Linked DNA regions of Homo sapiens: region 2 is linked to region 1. Evidence: read pairs that join two places in POLR2A ChIA-PET (ENCODE). Cell type or tissue: K562. All regions are shown on one strand. Each heading gives the region's core, and the rest is flanking DNA. Links, peaks and the distances in the headings are about the cores only.

Region 1 (7,683 bases), core at 1,471-6,470:
GCCGAGATCCCACCACTGCATTCCAGCCTGGGTGACAGAGTGAGATTCCGTCTCCAAAAAAAATAAATAAATAAAAATAAAAGGTTATGAGTTATGAAACATTCAGGTAAGAAAGGTACCGAAATTAGCAACCCCAGGTATAGCCATCACCCAGGCCTGCCACATTGCCATCTCCTAAGCACACACATTTCCAAAATAACTCATGGGCCACATAATAAGAAACTGGAAAATATTTTTAGCCAGGTGACAATATGAAAACACAATGTATCATCATTTGTGAGATGCAGCTAAAGCAGTTCTTAGAGGGAAATTCATAGCTTTAAAAGCATTCCCCTCGTACCTGGAAGTATCCTCTTGGGCCACTAAGGAATCTGTGTGACTGATGGGGAAAATCCTGGCCACATGTCAAATCCGTCTCCTGCTCTAGTTGGTCACCAGGCACTGTGGCACTGTACCTGCTCCTCAAACTCCGTACCTCTCAAGTTCCTCTCCCCCATTCCTGTTGGAGCTGGAATCCAAAGCCAAGGACAACTGGCTCCCCCATTAACAGACTTTAATAATCCAGCCAAGAGCATCCCCTCTTACCTGCAATGAGTAAGACACTGAGAGGCCCACCAAGCCAGCACTGAGGCTGTGCCTGGAGATCACCGCAAACAGGGCAGCAAACAGAACGATGCAGTTGCCCACACACTCCAGCCGCACGGCCAGCCACCTGCGCCAAGACACACAGGCAGACAAACAGGCATGGAGTCAGCTCTACAGAGACTTGGCTTACAGCTCTTGGGGGAGGAAGGGGATTCTTTGCTAACTCAAGTAACTCCGCAGTAATTCCAGAGAGAGTCCTTCCTGGCACTGCTTTTTCAAAACATGCACAATGGGCGCAGGGTAGGGAGGGCCGAAGGCACGAGGCCAGTAAATCCTCATTAATCTGGCAAACCCATGGATTAAAACAGAGCTCTCCAGAGGCAATCTTCCCTGGAATCTGAAGCTTGCCTTTTTAAGAACCAACTTTTTTCTCATTGAAGCCTTTAAAATACATACACATAGGCCGGGCGTAGTGGGTCACTCCTATAATCACACACACACACATACACACACACACACACACACACACACACACACAGCCGGGCGTAGTGGGTCACTCCTATAATCACACACACACACACACACACACACACACACACAGTGCATTAACAACAACAAAAAGATGTCCTGGAAATTCCTAAATACTAAGAAGACATCAACTGTAAGAGACACTAGGGATTTAAAATAACCATCGTTTCTCGGCCTTTTGGCTAAAAACAAGTAGAAAATAACAGTCTCTTGTTACGAGACAGATCTGGGAGGGGAGTGCGTAACTAGTACGAGTAAACATCATTGTAACGTTCCCAAGCCCAGACTCTTCATTTCAAAGTGTTAAAATATACTATTTTACCCTTTAAAATAGAAACAGAAATCATGTTTTCTGTCATTTTGTTTTTTTGAGATGGGGTCTTACTCTGCCATCCAGGCTGGAGTGTGGATGACATGATCACAGCTCACTGCCGCCTCAACCTTCCAAGTTCCAGTGATCCTCCTGCCTCAGCCTGAGTAGCTGCGACTACAGGCCCATGCCACCACACCTGGCAAATTTTTGGTTTTTTGTTTTGTTTTTAGAGACAGGGTCTCCCTAGAGTGCCCAGGCTGGTCTCGAACTGCTGGGCTCAAGTGACCCGCCTGCCTTGGCCACCCAAAGTGCTGAGATTACAGGTGTCAACCAATGTGCCTGGTCATCTTATTTGTTTAAAGCTAGGTTTAGTATGGTATCATGTACCATCAGAACTATTTTATTTTACTTTTTATTTTATTCTTCTCTTCTCTTCTATTATTTCTTCAGATAGAGTTTCGCTCTCGTTGCCCAGGCTGGAGTGCAATGGTGCGGTCTTGGCTCACTGCAACCTCTGCCTCTTGGGTTCAAGTGATTCTCCTGCCTCAGCCTCCCAAGTACAGGCACCCACCATCATGCCCGGCTAATTTTTTTGTATTTTTAATATAGATGGGATTTTGCCATGTTGACCAGGCTGGTCTTGAACTCCTGACCTCAGGTGATCCACCCACTTTGGCATCCCAAAGTGCTGGGATTACAGATGTGAGCCACCGCGCCTGGCCATCTTATTTGTTTAAAGCTAGGCTTCGTATGATATCATATAGCACTAGAACTATTATTTTAATGTTCTAAAATATAAAGCATTCTAGGAAGATGGGGTGTTGATCTTTTCTCCATTGCAGCCCTTATGAACCAAGTGACTGATCCTCACTACTCCGACAGACACAGCCAGATTGTGACAAACTCCCTAAAAATTCTGAAGGGAAGTCAAGGTCTGTAATCATTCAGGGTTAGCCCACCCAGACTTACGCTATGGGATTAGAGTGTGTAAGACGGGCTAATGGTTATGGGACACCTCTGGGGTGCTGTCACTTTTTCAGAAAAGTCTATAAGGATGCAAATGGGTGAGAGGGACACTTCTCTAAATTCAGCAAATAATTAGCAAACTTCTGCCTCTTTTGGATTGATGCTATTATCTGTGATCCACAAGATGTCAATCTCCCACCCCCATCTCCTTTTTTTGTTTTTCCAGAGACAGGGTCTCACTCTGTCACCCAGGCTGGAGTGCAGTGGTGTAATCATAGCTCAATGCAACTTTGAACTCCTGGGCTGAAACGATCCTCCAGCCTCAGCCTCTCGAGAAGCTAGGACTACAGGCACACACCACCATGATGGGCTACTTTTTTTTTTTTTTTTTTTTTTTAAGAGAGATGGGGGTCTTGCTATGTTGCCCAGGCTGGCCTGGAATCTAATGGATCCTCCTGCCTCAGCCTCCCAAAGTACTGGGATTACAGGCGTGAGCCATGACATCTGGCCCACAAGATGACAATCTCATATGGTTTAGCTTAGTATTAGTAAATTGCTTCTGACACACATCACCCAGGGGTGCATGATCACCCCCAGACGGGAACAGCGGTATGAAGATACTCAATAGCAGAGTCGGTCGCTGGCAGTCTTGCATCACTAGGATGACAGTTAACGGGAAGCACTTGCAGGGCTTTCTGACTCCAGAAGAGCTGTGTCCCTGCACTTAAATGCCGCGGGCACTGCATGTCTACAGTGCCGCTGTCTGCTCTTAATGATTCATCTGTCCTCCGCGCTCATCAAGCCTCTCCATCCTTTCTGCAAGGCCGGGGTTTGGCTTTATACCCAGCTCAAGGTGCGAGGAAAAGATCGAGGCAAAGAGACAAGGTGCTAAGGCGGCCTCCTCCACCCGCTCCTGCAGGCCCACCATGCCCACCTGTTGGCCACGATGCTGGGGTAATAGGCCTTCTGGTTCTCGTCCACCTTCAGGTCACTCTGGTGGATGAAGCGCTCCTGCTCCTCGAAGGCTCGAATGACGCTGACCCCCAGCAAGGTCTCGTTGAAATGGGAATAGACCGGGGAGCGGCTGACCGACTCGAGGCGCTTCAGCTGCCGGGAGGAAGCCACGTAGAACCTCTGGGGTAGAGAACAGACGCGGGGAGTTGATGAAGGTTCCCTCCTGCCATCCTCCCAGGGCAGGGCTGTGCTGGAGAACATCTAGACGTAACCGATACCTCCAGGAGGCAAAATGTTAGAGCCGGGCTGCCCTCACAGGGGTGCCCACTCACCTGGTGAACCACAGGAATAGCACCACCAATGACAAGGACAGTGACAATAATAGCTCACGCTTATACAAAGCCCACAGCCCCAGGCATCGTTCTAAGCAGTTTTACAAACATCAGTTCATTCAATCCTCACAAAAAACCTGAGGTGCTCATTCCTATATGTGATGGGTAGACTAAGGCACAAAGAAGCTAGTTAATCTCCTCCCCAAGGTCACATGGCTAGCAAGGGGCAGAACTGGGATTCAAACCCAGGCCATCTGGGCTGCAAAGTGCTAACCTCTACCCTGTACTGCCTCTCTGAAGCCTTTCACCTCTAGGGTTTTCTGGAACCAGCAGTGTGGTTTTCAGCATAGGCTTTGAGGTCAACGAGACCTCAGTTCAAATCCTGACTCAACTACTGACTGGCAATATAAACACGACTAACACTTTACTTCTCTAAGCCTCAGTTTCCTTATCTGTAAAATGGGAACAACAAGGCTTGCTCGGCCAGGTGGGGTGGCTCATGCTTGTAATACCCGCACTTCAGGAGGCAGAGGCGGGAGATCACTTGAGGCCAGGAGTCTGAGACCAGCCCAGGCACATGGCAAAATGCCATCTCTACAAAAATAAAATATTATTAAGAAAACAAACGAAACAAAACAAAGCTTGCTTCACGGGGTCATTGTGAGGGTGACATGTAAGAGTTACAGTCTTACATGTGATGTGTATTTGCGTGGACACATTATTTCATAAATCATATAGATATGCATGATGTCACTAAGCACAGTGCCTGGTAATACTAGGTTGAACCACAGGAAATAGCTGTTTCTGTAGATAAGAAATAAGTATTAGCAGTTTCATATAGTTTGACCTAACAGTAAGCATTCAGTTAGCTGGTGACTATTGTTATCATTAAGTGACAGAATTCCGCCTGTTGATCACATCCCCTCAGGAGTGACTGTGTCCATGCAATGGCCGGTTCCAGCACACTCAGCCCAGCTGAGATGCCCATGAGGATAGGGTCAATCTCGTCACCCCCCTCCGATGGCCTCCCAGCGCTGTTAGAGTTGCCAACCATGCTTCTTCCCTCAACTCATCTCATCCTGTAACTCTCCCCTTCCTTCCCTGCACACAGGCCGCCTGCCTCCACCCACCATGCCCATCCCGTCCAGGCCATTCCTCATCACCCAGCAGATGGGAGCACAGATGTCACTTCCTCGGGAAGCCCTTCCCATCCTCCATGAGCACCTTCTCCGGGCTTCAGTGTCCCAGCTCCCGGGCTACGATGATACGTTTCACAAGCAGCTCCACCCACCCTCGCGGGCAGATGCTTCATCTGCTCTGCCTCCCCCAACCTGGGCATTCAGCCAGTGCCAGGCACCAAGAGCCTCCCGATAAGTCTTGTTAGATTCAGAACAAAAGCCAACCACCTTCTGCAAGCTTTGTGGAGCTGTGGATCAGAGGCTGCACCAGCCATGTGAGGACACTGCGCTCTCCTAGCCTAGGTTTTTCTCATCTACGCAAAAGGAACTGGTGAGCCCGGGGTTCCTGATTCCACAAGGTGCCTACAATTGCTTATCGACAGGAGAGCTGGGAAAACTAACAAAGGGTTGCTAGGAACTCGGCCTCCCTGCATCCTGCCCTGGGCCAGGTGTACTGGGCTGCTTTGGGGCAGAGTCCAACAAAAAGCATCAATAGCAGCAGGTGGCTTTTACAAGGCCTCTGTGGTTGGCAGCTTCTTCCTGGGTGGCGGCACGGGCGTTAATTGCAACCCACAGATGGAGAGTCTTCTGGGGCCCCAGAAGCTATGTAAGTGAACCCAGGTACCGCACAACCCCACGCAGTCTCAGAATAGCTGTTCTGCCAATTCCTGGAATGTGGATCAGATATAATTTCTTCTCCAGCTGTTCCCACCGCCTCCCATGAAATCCAGACCCCTCTGCATGGCTGAAGGCCCAGGTGATCTGCCCCATCTTACCCTGGACCACATCTCCTTCCTCTCTTACCAGCTTGCTTTCTGAACAATCCAGATGCAAATCGCTCTCAAGTGTGTTACCTGTTCACTTTCCTCCACTTGCCACTGCCTCTGAACCTTACTTACTGGAAAAATCTAACCTGAGATGAATATTTGTTCAGGAATGATCTTATTTTATTTTTTAAGACAGTCTCGCTCTGTCACCCTGGCTGGAGTGCAGTGGCACAATCTTGGCTCATTGCAACCTCTGCCTCCCAGGTTCAAGCAATTCTCCTGCCTTAGCCTCCTAAGTAGCTGGAATTGCAGGCGCCCACCACCGTGCCTGGCTAATTTTTCTATTTTTAGTAGAGATGGGGTTTCACCATGTTGGCCAGGCTGGTCTCAAACTCCTGACCTCAGGTGATCCACCTGCCCTGCCGATCTGATGTTTTTTTCAGACAACTCGCCCTGTCACCAAGGCTGAAGTGCACTGGCACAATGTCAGCTCACTGCAACCTCCGCCTCCGAGGCTCAAGTGACCCTTCCATCTCAGCCTCCCAAGCAGGTGGGACTACAGGTTCACGCCACCACACCCAGCTAATTTTTGTATTTTCTGTAGAGACCAGGTTTTCCCATGTTGCTCAGGCTGGTCTCGAACTCCTGGGCCCAAGCAATCCTCCTGTCTAGGCCTCCCAAAGGGCTGGGATTAAAGGCATGAGCCACTGCACCCGACCGAACTTCATATAAATGAAATCTCACAGTACCTACTCTTTTTCGTCTGGCTTCTTTTGATCACTATAACATCTCTGAGATAAACCCAAATTGTTGTGTATTAGCATTTCATTCCTTTTTACTACTCAACCATAAATTGTATAATTATATCACAATTTATTTCTCCACGGTCCTGTTAATGGACATTTGAGCTGTTTCCAGTTTGGGCGATTATGAATCAAGATGCTGAGAACATTCTAAGCACTGCCTTTGCTCTTTTTTTTTTTTTTTTTTTTTTAATATACACTTAGGAATGAGACTGCCTAGTGAGAGGATAAATGTAAATTTAGCCAAAAGCCATTAAAAAATTAACTATTCTATAATCTCAACCCTTAAAAAGACGATGTTTTCATGTATCTGCCTCCCTTCCAGTCCTGCCCACACACATTATGCATTTCATCTCGGTGATAACGACAGTGCACCTAGAACTTGGTCCTTTGCTAAAATCATTTCCTTTGTTGTTGAAAAATAAAAATCCTTGGTGCTCCAACAGCTGCGTCTTCTAATTATCCCTGCTCAAAGCCACATTGCTCCACGGTGTACCCAAGGTCCTGCTATTGGCAGACATTTAAGTTGCCTTCAACACTGCATTTGGCCTGTTTTGTTCTTTTTGGGTCTTTCAGGAAATTTTCCAGCTTGCGTATGAACACAGATAACATATTTGGTAAATGCAGGGGAAAAAAAAAAAAAAAAAAAAGCTGGCACCAATTTCAAGAGGATATAACGAGACTCCAGGAACTGGACCTACTCTCTCTGATTCCATCACTGTTCGTTCTCATCAATCATTGGGCCACAGTGTGGTGGGGCGCAGGGGCCACATGATTGAACCAAGGCCCCCTGGATGCCACCTGAACAGCTGTGCAGCGTGGTTTGAGATATGGTGAGCCTCATGGTTTCTTACTCTTGTTTTGCTTTGCAGCTGGAATGCTCCCATCTAAACAACCCATCCCTACTGGCAATTGTGCTGCGGTTAATCCTTTAGCGGTAACAGCAGTTTTGGAATTGGACAGACTTGAGGTTGCACTCTCAGCTCTCCCACTTAGCAAGATGCTCCACCTGTCAATTGAAAACATTATCTATCCTGCGATATCCTAAGAAACCACATGTGTTCAAAGAACAAAGAACATATAACCGTTTCTGCAGAAGGGATGCAGCAGAGACGACTGACTGCCTACACAATTTCTCCTTTCCCAACAGAAACTTCTCTGTTTTTTTTTAGACAGAGTATCACTCTGTTGCCCAGGCTGGATTGCAGTGATGCAATCTTGGCTCACTGCAACCTCCACCTCCCAGGTTCAAGCAAT
Region 2 (5,319 bases), core at 320-5,319, 330 kb after region 1:
ACCTCTCACCAGGGCCTCTGTAGCAGTCTCTTAAGCTCCCTGCTCCCATTGCTTGCTTGCTTCCTTCCTTTAATAAATATACATTATAAGAATATTCACTCATTATTCATTGAATAAATATTCATTAGCATGCTGTCATAAAGTGTGGATTCCAGAACCTAACCCCTTGGGTTTGAATTCTGGCCCCATCATCGTCTAGTTAGTTGTATGCTCCAGGAAATAAGTCAGTTCACTTCTCTGAGCCTCAGTTTCCCCATCTGTAAAATGGGAACAATAAGCACCCCATTGGGTTGTTGGAAGGATGAAATGAGTCACTACATGTGAAGAACTGAGAAACAGGCCACTGCCCCATGGTGAGCACTTTGTAAGGATCAGCTGCTATTGTAGTGAAAGTGCTCACTATTTTTTAAAAATCCTTCCTGCAATCCAGTATCCATCTTGCAGTTTGTTTGTTTGTTTGTTTGTTTGTTTTTGAGATGGAGTTTTGCTCTCATTGCCCAGGCTAGAGTGCAATGGCGTGATCTTGGCTCACAGCAACCTCCACCTCCCAGGTTCAAGTGATTCTCCTGCCTCAGCCTCCCGAGTAGCTGGGATAACAGGCATGTACCACCATGCCTGGCTAATTTTGTATTTTTAGTAGAGACAGGGTTTTGTCATGTTGGTCAGGCTGGTCTCGAACTCCTGACCTCAGGTGACCCGGGGAGCCTCGGCCTCCCAAGTGCTGGGATTACAGGCATGAGCCGCTGAGCCTGGCCCATCCTGCAGTTTGTTGTTGTTGTTGATTTTTTTGTTGAGACAGAGTCTCACTCTGTTGCCCAGGCTGGAGTGCAGTGGTGCGATCTTGGCTCACTGCAACCCCCGCCTCCTGGGTTCAAGCAATTCTCCTGCCTCAGCTTCCCGAGTATTATGCCATCATGCCCAGCTAATTTTTGTATTGTTAATAGAGATGGGTTTTCTCCATGTTGGCCAGCCTGGTCTCAAACTCCTGATCTCAGGTGATCCACCCACCTCAGTCAGCCTCCCAAAGTGCTGGGATTACAGGCATGAGCCACTTCGCCCAGCCCATCCTGCAGTTCTGATTCTCCCCACACTGGTTCTAAAGTCCCGTTCCCCTCGTGAAATGGTTTCCTGCACCCATGAGAATAAAACTCAGATTCCTTACTGTGACTTGGAAGACTGAGTGTGATCTGCTCTTCCCTCTTCACTTCCTGCTGTCCTCCTCTGTTGTGGCCCTCCAGCCATGCTGGGAGCCATTCTGTCTCATACCTGGGCCCAGCATTTCCCTCCCTTGGACCTCTGTCCATACTGTTTGCCCTGCCTGGCCCACCCTTCCCTCCATCCTTCCCACAGGGCTCTCTTGTAACTTTCAAGGCTCAGCAACTCCCTGGCTTCCCCATCCACAGCCTCCCCTCTCCTCCCTTCCCCTCGATCTTCTCAGTCACATCACCCAGATGTAGCAATGATATCTCCACCACGAACTATCTTGATTATTTGTTTACTTGGCTATTGTGTATCTCCATCTCCTGGAATGCAGCGTTAGCAAGGACTTGGCACACTGCCCACACACAGCCAGTGCTGGAGAAGGAGGCCTTAGCCATTGTTAGGAAGGAAATCCCAAAACGATCAGACTTTTATTTGCAAATGCATCCAGTCAGCCCAGAACCACCAACATCTTCAGTCTCTGTATTCAATTTTATTTTGCTTGTTGTGAAATTCAGCCAAAGTGACTTGAAGGACCTACAAGTTGACAGCAGGGCTGAGCTTTTACGCGTAGTTGGTGCTTAAGAGAAGCCAGGCTGGAGCCAACTGTTTGGTTATGCAGTTAAGAAACTGAAAATTGGCCGCGCACTGTGGCTCAGGCCTGTAATCCCAGCACTTTGGGAGGCCGAGGCGGGCGGATCACGAGGTCAGGAGTTCGAGACCATCCTGGCTAACACGGTGAAACCCCATCTCTACTAAAAAAATACAAAAAAATTAGCTGGGCATGGTGGCGGGTGCCTGTAGTCCCAGCTATTCAGGAGGCTGAGGCAGGAGAATGGTGTGAACCTGGGGGGCGGGGCTTGCAGTTAGCAGAGATCGCACCACTGCACTCCAGCCTGGGTGACAGAGCGAGACTCTGTCTCAAAAAAAAAAAAAAAAGAAAAGAAAAGAAACTGAAAATTGGCCACGCACCGTGGCTCACGCCTGTAATCCCAGCACTTTGGGAGGCCGAGGCGGGTGGATCACGAGGTCAGGAGTTCGAGACCATCCTGGCTAACACGGTGAAACCCCATCTCTACTAAAAAAAATACAAAAAAATTAGCCGGGCATGGTGGCGGGTGCCTGTAGTCCCAGCTATTCAGGAGGCTGAGGCAGGAGAATGGCGTGAACCTGGGGGGCGGAGCTTGCAGTGAGCTGAGATCACGCCAGTGCACTCCAGCCTGGGTGACAGAGCGAGACTCTGTCTCAAAAAAAAAAAAAAAAAAAAAAGAAAAGAAAAGAAACTGAAAATTGGCTGGGTGTGGTGGCTTATGCCTGGAAACTCAGGGCCTTGAGAGGCCGAGGCGGGAGGGTGGCTGGAAGCCAGAAGTTTGAGACCAAACTGAGGAACACAGTAAGACCCCATTACTACAAAAAATTTAAAAATTAGCTAGGTGGGATGGTGCATGCCTGTAGTCCCAGCTACTCAGGAGGTTGGGGAGGGAGGATCACTTGAGCTTGGGAGTTAGAGGCTAAGTGAGCTATGATGGCACCACTGCACCTCAGCCTGGGCAACAGAGCAAGACCCAGAGACAGGAAGGAAGGAAAGGAAGGGAAGGAAGACAAGAAAGGAAGGAAACTGAAAGCTGAATAAATGTAATTTTTAGGCCTGAGTTGTATTTTGTCTAGCATGTAATCCATCCAGTATAATCAGTTTAATTAGAGGCCATGGGCCTGGCTGGAGATAGAGCTGTGTGATCAGGGGGCTAAAGTAAGAGGAGGAGGGTGGTTTCACATAAAATTAGAGAGAGGTAAGGGGGTGCTTCCAGGCCCTGGGGAGGAGTTTAAACTTTCGTCTAAAATGGATGACAGGCTGGGCATGGTGGCTCATGCCTGTAATCCTAGCACTTCGGGAGGCCAAGGCAGGCTGATCGCTTGAGCTCAGGAGTTCAAGACCAGCCTGGCCAACATGGCCAAACCCCCTCTCTACAAAAACAAAAATTAGCTGAGCGTGATGGCATGTGCCTGTAGTCCCAGCTACTTAGGAGGATGAGGCAGGAGGATCTCGGTTCACTGAGCCTGGGAGGCAGAAAGTTGGCACTGAGCCAAGACTGCACCACTGCACTTCAGCCTGGGTGACACAGTGAGACCCCATCTCAAAAAATATATATAACAATAAAATAAATAAATGAAATGGATGAGAACGTGCTAAGGGACTCAAGCCAAGGAAGGACAAAGTTTAACCAGTGGGTCAAATCAGGCCCTTGTCTGTCTGTTCCAGATAAAGTTTTATTGAAACACAGCCGCACCCACTTGTTTACGTATTTGCTTTTGTGCTGCAGTGGAGAGCTGAGCAGATGTGACAAAGAATGCGTGACCCTCAAAGTCTAAAATATTTACTGTCTGACCTTTTACAAAAAGAGTTTGCTAACTCCTAGCTTAAACAGTGGGAAAATGTGAATATTATTTATATTGTAATGATAGGATGAATGCTGAAAATCATTATACAAACAATATATAACTTCTGTGGAAGCAGTGGTTATAAAAGTAATAATAGGTGGGCACAGTGGCTCACACCTGTAATCCCAACACTTTAGGGGGCCGAGGCAGGAGGATTGCCTGAGGCCTGGAGTTCAAGACTATCCTGGGCAACTTAGCGAGACCCCACAAAATCAAAAAATTAGCTAGGTGTAGTGGCACATGCCTGTCATCCCAGCTACTCAGGAGGCTGAGGTGGGAGGGTCACTTGAACCCAGGAGTTCGAGATTGCAGTGAGTCAAGATTGTGCCACTGCACTCCGGCCTGAGCAAGAAGCAAAACTCTGTCTCAAAAAACAAAAGTAATAATAACTAACATTTTGGCATACCAGGCATTGTTCTAAGCATTTTATATAAATGTTCACTCATTTAATCCTCATAAGAATCATATAAAAGGTCAGGCATGGTGGCTCATGCCTGTAGTCCCAGCACTTTGGGAGGCTGAGGCTAGAGATCACTTGAGACCAGGAGTTCGAGACCAGCTTGAGCAACATAGCGAGACCCCTGTCTCTACAGAAAATTTAAAAATCAGCCAGCTGTGGTGGTGTGCACCTGTAGTCCCAGCTACCTGGGAGATTGGGGCAGGAGTATCACTTGAGCCTAGGAATTCTCAGCTGCAGTGAGCTATGATTGCATCACTGCACTCCAGCCTGGGCCACAGAGTGAGATCTTGTCTCAAAAAAAAAAAAAAAAAAATCATACAAGGTAAGTGTTTTTATTATACCCATTTTATAATGGGGTAAAGAAACTGAGGTATGGAGAGGCTAAATGACTTGCCTAAGGTCACCCAGGTAACTGGCAGAGGAGGGATTTGAACTTGAGCAACCTGGTCCTGGAGCCCATTATGCTATTCTGCCAATTGATGCTATAGGGGAGAGAGGCGTTGCTTCTGCCTGGGGTTTTGCAGGACGTGTAGGAGTTGTACAGTACAAAATGCCAGGGTGCTTTGCCAGTCACATAAAGACCAGGGACTGAATAGCTGTGAGGTTCATCAGAGACAATTTGGCTTTCCTACCAGTGGCAAACCACAGGCTGCAATGGACTTGGCAATATTCGACCCTGGGAGCCAGGACCAGCTGCAGAATTTGTAGAATTTTGCAAAATGAAAATGCTGGCTGAGTGCAGTGACTCACACCTGGAATCCCAGCACTTTGGGAGGCTGAGGCGGGCAGATCACATGAGGTCAGGAGTTCGAGGCCAGCCTCGCCAACATGGTGAAATCCCATCTCTACTAAAAATATAAAAATTACCCAGGCATAGTGGCGGGCACCTGTAGTTCCAGCTACTTGGGAGGTTGAGGCAGGAGAATCACTTGAACCTGGGAGGTAGAGGTTGCAGTGAGCCGCCATCACACACTGCACTCCAGCCTGGGCAATAGAGCAAGAGTCAGTCTCAAAAAAAAAAAAAAAAAAAGAAAAGAAAAAAAATGCAGAGCGTTTATAAAGAATTAGGAAGAATTTCCAGATGGCAACATTAGAGTATGAAGCACAGGGTGGTCCCTGTGAGACGGTACAGGTCACACTCATGAAGCCAGCCTGGCTGGGGGATTAAGTGGCCATTGGGTGGTTCTTCCCAGCTGCTGGGGCTGGACTGATTAAAAGGA

What was found. Peaks named below come from ENCODE experiments on the same cell type or tissue, not always from the same donor. Only the 100,000 strongest peaks of a DNase experiment are listed, where the experiment ranks them.
Region 2: POLR2A ChIA-PET joins it to region 1 with 5 read pairs; 2 of 35 experiments call an interaction of 5 or more read pairs at or near these places.

The regions. Positions count from the first base shown.
Region 1 is chr16:16,117,818-16,125,500 of GRCh38, reverse strand. ABCC1 (ATP binding cassette subfamily C member 1 (ABCC1 blood group)) reads right to left here. Exons shown (of 31, transcript NM_004996.4): 24 at 3,327-3,526; 25 at 586-712. Among named protein-coding and RNA genes, the nearest start is that of ABCC6, 100 kb to the left of the region's middle. In K562, for the core only: no CTCF peak of the experiment used is centred there; a DNase peak (open chromatin) is centred at 4,490.
Region 2 is chr16:15,790,766-15,796,084 of GRCh38, reverse strand. All of the region lies in intron 4 of MYH11 (myosin heavy chain 11), which reads left to right. Among named protein-coding and RNA genes, the nearest start is that of MYH11, 64 kb to the left of the region's middle. In K562, for the core only: no CTCF peak of the experiment used is centred there; no DNase peak of the experiment used is centred there.